Linked DNA regions of Homo sapiens: region 1 is linked to region 2. A link is a contact called in ENCODE Hi-C data. All regions are on one chromosome and are shown on one strand. Each heading gives the region's core, a stretch centred on a gene start or an enhancer-like site at or near the end of the contact. The rest is flanking DNA. Distances are from core to core; before and after follow the strand shown.

What was found. Hi-C counts contacts between places; a loop is a spot of excess contacts on that map. Pooled maps may share reads with other maps.
Region 1: a pooled map shows a loop between it and region 2 (2.2-fold over the local background). The contact joins the enhancer-like site here to the promoter of TPGS2 in region 2. A Hi-C loop is called at or near these places in 2 of 50 pooled maps.

The regions. Positions count from the first base shown.
Region 1 is chr18:35,156,842-35,161,229 of GRCh38, reverse strand. No RefSeq gene overlaps it. Among named protein-coding and RNA genes, the nearest start is that of ZNF397, 82 kb to the left of the region's middle. Within about 2 kb of position 2,194, at least 5 of the 41 ENCODE cell types and tissues checked have a DNase peak (open chromatin) inside an H3K27ac peak, as active enhancers do.
Region 2 is chr18:36,826,275-36,830,507 of GRCh38, reverse strand. TPGS2 (tubulin polyglutamylase complex subunit 2) reads left to right here and starts at 1,506. Exons shown (of 7, transcript NM_015476.4): 1 at 1,506-1,825. The coding sequence starts at 1,741. It overlaps KIAA1328, which reads right to left and starts at 1,381. Exons shown (of 10, transcript NM_020776.3): 1 at 1,312-1,381. The coding sequence starts at 1,369. RefSeq lists a silencer at 1,147-1,746 and enhancers at 1,144-1,936, 2,037-2,146.

The DNA.
Region 1 (4,388 bases), core at 945-3,444, 1.7 Mb after region 2:
CCATGTGTAGATCCAAAAAGCACTGTAGATCCAGTGCCTAGTGTTGCGCAGAAAGCTTACCACCTAGCAGTTAGCCATGAAAGTCTTTATTCTTCTGGGGACTCAACATACATTAGAAAGTTGAATATATGGCAGGCGGATGAACTGTGGGAAGGGGAGGCAGGAATTTAGAGCTAGAAGTGCTAATGGTTGTGCTGGGGGCCTAATAAGGAGCAGTAGAATAGGGGCTATCTCTGGGTGGCTGTCTCTGGAGAACAGAGAGAGTATCTCTCTTGCACATCACACTTTAGTTTGGGTATGGACTGAGAGAAATTATACCAATACCACCATCACCACCACTAATTGCAGTAGGCAACAATGTACAACTATGTGCCAGGCACAATAATAAGCTCTTTGCATGTATTATTTTATTACATCCTCTTAGCAACCTTACATCTAGGCACTTTTCATTCCATTCATTCATAAGTATATTGTGCACCTTCTTTGTATTAGTTAAGTGTGCTAGTTGCTAAGGATAGGATGGTGAGCCAGGCAGACATAGTCTACATGGTGATGGTGCATGGAGTTTAGCAGTAAAAGGTTAGAAATTAGCCAAACGGGTCAGGTGCAGTGGCTCACACCTGTAATCTCTGCACTTTGGAAGGCTGAGGTGAAAGGATTGTTTGAGGCCAGGAGTTTAAGACCAGCCTAAACAATAGTGAGACCCCTGTCTCTATTAAAAAAAAAAGAAAAGAAAAGAAATTAGCTAAATAATCTCACTAGTAATTATATGTAGGTAGTTAATTATACACTGTGCTCATGTATGTAACTTTTTTTTTTTTTAAGAGATCACTCAGGCTGCAGTGCAATGGCTTGATCAAGGCTCACTGCAGCCTTGAACCTCTGGCTCAGCCTTCAGAGTAGCTAGGACTACAGGTGCATGCCACCATGACTGGCTAGTTGATTATTATTATTATTATTATTGTATTTTTAGAGATGGGATCTCACTACGTTGCCCAGGCTAGTTGGCCAGCTCCTGGCCTCAAGCAATACTCCTGCCTCAGCCTCCCAAAGCACTGTGATTACAGGCATGAGACACTGTGCCCTGCACATGTATGACACTATTATTCATTGAGCACCTATTGTATACCAGGCTGTGGGCATACAACAAGACTACTGCTATTGTCTCTAGGTTCCAGAGAAGGAAGCTGAGTAAGTTTCAGTAAATAACCCAACAACTTGCACACTTAAAATACGAGTCCTTACTCACTGTGCTGGTAGAAGAATGACTCAGTGCATGTCGGAAGGAGCAGAGAATAGACCATCAGTGGGTCACTGCCTTAGTTATCATTAGAGGTGGCTAAAGCAGAGTGTGCTATGGGTTCTCACTGGGCAATTGGGAGCCATTATCCTCATGAATGAGGCAATGACTGGATTTCCTCCTTGGATATTCAGAAGTTGGGAATACGGAGAAAGGTATATAGCATGATTTCTGTGTTGAAAGTGAACAGCATGTCCAGTAAAATATGTGTTTTAAATTACCCCTGAGCTGTTTTTTAAATTATAACCAATGAAGAAAACTGTCCAAAGGAAGCGTTTCCCATGACCTTCCCTTTGGAAATAACCCAGGTTTTCTAGTCCTTAGTTTAACGAAGGTATTTTCAGGAGAAGGAAGTTGTGGGGAGAGAGCAGGGCAGGAAGAAGAGGAAATTTTTATAGATAAAGTTGATTTTTAATGAGCTTCTTTTAGCCTAGTTACCTCCCTTGTCATCATAGTATGTGCTTGTTTGCTGTTGAACAGCGCAGAGTGATGTTGGTCTGAGGAGTGACATCAGAGTCTCTCACTGGCCCTGTTTCTCCTGGCCCTATGGTCCTCTCTGCAGTTACAGGGTCTCTGGAAAGGCTGGAGGAGTCGACACTTGTCCCATCCATTGCATCACAAACTGAGTAATGGCCATGACAGTGTGCATGGTAAATATATGATGCTTTGTTTCTTTTCAGGAAGTGGAAAATAAAGTGCCACAGATGAGGTGGAGGCAGATGTGGCCACTTCCTTATTGCAGAGACGGGGTTGTATGAAGAATGAGTGTTGTATATAATGTGTGACTTCTCTGTGGCTTCCACCTGCTCAGCCCCCTGAGTGGGATAACCCAAGAGGCAACAGGTTACTTAGACATGCCCATTGCCTGGAACACTCTGGGAACTTCAGTACAAGTCGATAGAGGAGAGTGAAGGAACAACATGGAGATCATTTAAAAACTCATTTATGTCAAAAATTCACTTAGGACCTGTCTGTGTTTCTGATTCCTCTTTCTTATTTCATTTGCATGGGAAGTGACCTCAGATCAAATAACTGAGTGAGAAAAACAAATTAAATCAAAGCACCCAGGAAAGGGACATTTCATTCAAACAACTTTTTTGGGCATCTACTATGTGCTGGGAAGCAGCCTATAAAAAATACTTGCATTTGATTCCTATCCTCCTGCTCCCCACCCCTCCTATCCTCCGCTTCTAGGGTAGGAAAGTTCTGCCTAGCTCAGGTAACTATCCCCTGGGGGCCATGTTGTTTTTCATTGTGTAGTTTATTGGGAATCAGAATTTTTAAGTGCCAGAAGGGATGTCAAAGATTACCTAGTCTCATTCCCTCATTTTACACTTAATTTTATGAAGCTCACCAAAGTGATATGCTCAAATTATTTCACAGCTGTTACAGCATAAATGTGACTCAATTCACATTCTTTTTGCAAAATGCCTGTATAAAATAACAAAATGAAATCTATCCTTCACTGTCAACTACATTGTTCTAGTTATCTATTGCTGTGTCACAAGAAGCCACCCTAAACTTAGTGACTTGAACCAATTTATTATTCTCTTATGGTTCCATGGGATAGCGGGGCAGTTCTTGCTTGAGGTCTCTCCTGTGGTTGCTGTCAGATGGACAGATGCTCGGAGTCATCTGAAGGCCCAAGGGGGCTGGATGTCCAAGTTGGCTTCTTCCCGCACAGGGCTGGCAGGTGATGCTAGCTGTCATCTAGGTGCTCAGCTGGGCTTGGTATTGGATTGTCTTGAAGGTCCCTTCTGTTCTATCAACTTGGGAAAGTTATTCCCTTTCGAGAACCTCACTTCATGAGAATGTGTTGGGTTGCAAGGAAGCGACTCATTTAAGTTACCTCTGACTTATGTTAATTACACATAAATGTGAGCTCTATAAATCTGGTCAACTAGATTCCAGAAAATCGTATTTAAAACCTTCCTTGGTTCTTTCCTGAGTGTTTGCTTTTTCTTCTTTTTTTTTTTAGAGACAGGGTCTTGCTCTGCTTCCCAGGCTGAAGTGCAGTGGCACAATCATAGCTCACTGCAGCCTCAATCTCCTGTGCTCAAGCCATCCTCCTGCCTCAGCCTCCCAAGTAGCTAGGACTACAGGTGTGCATCACCACACCCAGCTAATTTTTACATTTTTTGTAGAAACAGGGTCTTGCTATGTTGACATTGCTGGTCTCAGACTCCTAGCCTCAAGCAATCCTCCTGCCTCAGCCTCCCAAAGTGCTGGGATTACAGGTGGGAGTCCCTGTGCCCAGGCCTCTCTTTTCTTTTGACCACTTTCACCTTTTTTCTATTTCAGAGCAACTGCTCATATATAACATCAGCATGCTGTGATCCTTCCTCGTGGCTTCGTTCCCTGTGCATCCTTTCAAGCTCTGGTATTCACTGCTAAGGTTCTCAATCCTTAGTGCAAATGAGAGGGAAGGGGAGAGCAGAGGGAGGATCTAATTGCCATCAGAGAGGCAGACCATGTGGTCACTTGAAAACCCTAATACTGACTGGCCCTGGGTTAGACGCCCACTCTGAACCACGTAACATGTGGCTGCCTAGGACTGCTCTTGCTGCAGGGCAGTGAAAGCAGTGGGCGGTGTTGAAATGTTTAGCATCAGGCTAAGAAGATTATTATTATAATATCAGTAATATCTGTACTACCTCCCTCACAGGATTGCTATTGAAGCCAAAATTAGTAGTAATAGCTAACTTTGCTTTCTTTGTCCTTTCCTTTTCCTTTTCCATTCCTTTCTTTTTCCCTTCCCTTCCCTTCCCTTCCCTTCCCCTCCCCTCCCCTCCCCTCCCCTCCCCTCCCTTCTCTTCCTTTCCCTTCCTTTCTTTTCCTTTCTTCTTTCTGACAGAGTCTCACACTGTCACCTGGGCTGGAGTGCAGTGGCACGATCTCTGCTCACTGCAACCTCTGCCTCCCAGGTTCAAGCAATTCTCCTGCCTCAGCGTACCGAGTAGCTGAGATTACAGGCGCCCACCATCATGCCCAGCTAATTTTTTGTATTTTTAGTAGAGACAGGGTTTCACCATATTGGCCAGGCTGGTCTCGATCTCCTGACCTTGTGATTCGCCCACCTCGGCCTCCC
Region 2 (4,233 bases), core at 257-2,756:
ACAAAATTATGTCAATGCAGAAGCAGTGTTTCTTGAGAAAAGACTTATCCCAATTTCCTAACTTCCTAATTCAGCCCAGTTGTCCACAGTGCACATATTCTCTTCTGAAAGGTAAAGGAAAAAATATTTAATTTGCACACTGCACTAGTATGCTTTCATCCACAGTGTATGTACATGATTTCATTTGCTTTTCACCAACCTATCAGAGACAAATGGTAATTATGTCTAGTAAGTGCAAACACTAAACACGAGCAGCACAGAATACAAACATATCCCTCTCTCTACACATGACACTAATCCTAGTAACTCAACAAAGGAGTTGATAACACAGTTTTGTAAGTTTCACTGGGAGCTAAGAAGAATGCCCAGTGATTCTGCCAAAGGTAACAGCAACGCCTCAATTAATGCCATCACCAATCCTAGCAAACACAAAAAGAGCTGCCTCTGCAAGCACTCAGTAACACAGATTGCCGTCCCTCTTTCAAGTAACCCCTCTAAGGAACGTGAAGTAAATTATCAGGACCAAAGCTCAAGCGAGAAGAGTCTACCTACTCCAAGGAAAGAAACACTCCTGTCACACAAACATCTCATCACTGCTGCTGAACTGGTAATACTACCACTGGACTAAAAAGTTCCACTGCTTCTCCACCTCACAACGATCCAAGAACTTCAATGACTGCCAGTGACCCGCACTCCACAAGTAAGTCAACAATACTTCCAGGCACAATGATTCCCATCTTACGCAGTAACCAGCACCACCAGACCACATCCCAGTAACCAAGCTCCACACCTCTCCTAAAACCCCAGTATTAAAATACATCATCACTGGAGGGCCTTTTAAGTCCGAAAGGTCCTGACTTGCTCCTAGCAATGCAGACTAAAGACAATCCTAAATCAAAACAAAAAGGCTCCCTGTCCAGCCAACACCGACTCCTCCCTCAACTTCGAGCTAGCTCCGCACACTCAAGTCAGCCTGGGGGCACTCTGACAGGGTGGGCAGAGGGACCTCGGAGGGCCATCTCAGCCCTGGACTGAGCCTGGACTCAAGGCTATCTTTCTCGAGCTCACCGGTAGTGAGCGCTGGGAAGCATCTGAGCCGTGTCCCCACACCTGCAGACAGTACCAGTCTCTCGGCCACCTAACACCCAAGCAAGGGGAGAGCCCAGCACCTAGACTGGGGCCGAGCAGCACGTCCCCATCCCCGGGGTTAGTTCGGAGCTTCTCCTCCGCTCTCGGACTGCCACGCGACGGCTCGCCCCTCGCCGTCCCGTGGAGGGCGCCGGCGCCCCCTGTCAGGCGGGCAAAGGATACAGTCCCGGCTCCAGAACGCCGCGGCACTGGGGCGGGAGGGGCCCGCCACGTCCGCCATCTTGAAACAACCGCCACTCGGGGCGTCGCGCCTGGGCCGCCACGCCTCGGCCTGCAGGCTCGGTCCCCATTGGCCGCACCACGCAGAGGCCCGCCCCCGCCTGCGCGGCCGGCCCCTGCGGGGCGAGAGGGTGGGGGCGAAGGGGAAGCTACGTCCCGGAGGTGCGGTGTGGGGCACCGGGCGGGGCCGCGGGAACCGGCGCCCCACGGAGCTGCTGCTGTCAGACCAACCCCGGGCCCCCATCATCACTGCGCCGCGCTTTCAGGCGCCGAGAACTACCGTTCCCGGCATGCCATGAAATTGGCCTCGGCGCTGAGGCGGGGTCCGGCCCTCCACCCGCTCCCGCCGCGCGCGAATCGCGGTCGCGAGCCATGGAGGAGGAGGCATCGTCCCCGGGGCTGGGCTGCAGCAAGCCGCACCTGGAGAAGCTGACCCTGGGCATCACGCGCATCCTAGGTGAGGAAAGGGGGCACGGTGCCGAGAGGGTGTGGAGGAGAAGGAAGGAGGAGCGGAGGGATGAGGTGCGGGGTGAGCGGTGCGACGCTGGCCCCAGAACAGGAGTGGACATCGCTGCTGGGACTTCCGTTGTTACAGAGGAAAGTGGGGGACCTGGGTTTGTGATTAGGCCTTGAAAGTGTTTGCCAGGAGTGTTCGGAGGCAGAGCTGGGAAGCCTGAAGTTTCCCCCACTCACCGCCAACCAAGGTCCCACCCAGGAAGGACGGGCAGAGACGTGCAAAGGGAACACAGCAAGCACCTGACGGTTGGGAAGTTGGATCTCCCCCTAGGAGGCATTCTCAGCCAGGGCATTATCCCCGAAACCCAAGACCTTTCTCTGGGGGAAGTAATGCACCCGACCTCCCAGGGCGACAACTACGTCGGGTCTGAAAGGAATCCAACCTTGCACCACTGAATGACTCAGAGTTTTTCTTTTATCGAACATTTCTTTGTTTGCTTGCTTGTTTGTATTTTGAGACAGAGTTTTGCTCTTGTTGCCCAGGCTGGAGTGCAATGGCGCGATCTCGGCTCACTGCAACCTGCGCCTCCTGGGTTCAAGCAATTCTCCTGCCTCGCCCAGCTATTTTTTTGTATTTTTAGTAGAGACAGGGTTCCACCATGTTGGCCAGGCTGGTCTCGAACTCCTGACCTCAGGTGATCCACCCGCCTCGACCTCCCAAAGTGCTGGAATTACAGGCGTGAGCCACCGCGCCTGGCCTATCAAACGTTTCTTTAGTACTCACCACTATGTTAGACGTGAGGTTAAAAATATGAAAAAGACACAGTTCTGTGAAAAAAATAAACAAATGAGGTCACTAGGAGTGTGAAAAGAGGTCAGTAATCTGTTACTCAGAGATGTCACAGAGGAGGGGACTGATCTTACCAGGGAAGTTAAAGAACATGTCACAGAGGAGATGATGCTAGATTTTGAAAGACATATAGGAGTTAGCCAGAAAACTAAGGAGGAGAAAGGTCTTTTAAGAAGGCTGAAAAGCATGCTTCAGTGCCTTCCCATCACAATTATAATAAAATCCAAATGTCTGTACCATGACCCACAAGTCCCTGTAAGATCTGCTCTCATCTCTTTCTGACTTTGTTTCCACTCTTGCCCACATGGCCTTCTAGCTGTACCTTAAACACACTAAGCGGGTTCCTGCTTCAGGGCTTTTGCAGTTTGCTAGTCCTTGCACCTGGAATTATCTTTCTCTGAATGTCTCGCTTCTTCAGGTCATTCAGATCTCTGATCAAATGTCATTATTTCAGAGAAACCTTCCCTGAATATAGTTCGAATAACCGCCGTCTTTCTTGCTCTCTCTTTCCTTACCCTGCTTTTTCTTTTATTCTTATAGCACTTTCACTACTTGAAATTATGTATTTGTTTGGTTGATTTTTAAAATTTGTGTCTCTTTTAATAGAAGTCCAAGACCAAGTGTGATTTAGGAATGAGTGGTTTTAACATATGAAAATCAATTAATAGCTGGGCATGGTGGCCCATGTCTTTAGTTCCAGCTACTGGGGAGGCTGTGGTGGGAGGGTTATTAGAGCCCAGTTCAAGTCCAGCTGGACAACATAGCAAGACCCTGTCACTAAAAAAAAAGAAACTTAAAAAAAATCAATTAATATAATACAACTTACTAATAGAATAAGACAAAAACTGCATAATCATCTTAATAAAAAAAGCATTTGACAAAATCTAACCTTTCTTGATTAAAAAAAACTCAACAAACTAGAAATAGGATGGGATAGAGATAGAATTTCCTCAACCTGATGAAGGACATCTATGAAAAACCCACATCTAACATCATATGTAATGGTGAAAGACTGGCAGCTTTCCCCTTAAAATCAGGAACAAAAATTGTATTAGGGTTCCCCAAGATCACACCAGATTCAATGATTTGACGCAAGGATTACAGGACTCAGGAGATAGTCCTACTCATGGCTATGATTCATTACAACAAAAGGATTTTGGCAGCCCGATTGGCAGACCTTTCTGAGGATTATTGTCTCGGGCCTGCTATGTTCACTCTTTTCTGCATGGCAAGAATTCCACTTTTATCACTTCTCTTCAACATTGTACTGGAGTTTCTAGCTAGGGCAATTAGGCAAGAAAATGAAATAAAGACATCCAATTGAAAAGGAAGAAGGTAAGCTATCTGTTTGCAGATGACATGATCTTGTATATAAAAAATCCTAAGGAATCCACACACACACACACACACACACACACACACACACACAGCCTATACACCAGCAATGAACAATCCAAAAATAAAACTAAGAACAATTCAATTTACAATAGTATTGAAAAGAATAAAATGTAGCTGGCACAGTGGCTCACACCTGTAATCCCAACACTGGGAGGCCAAGG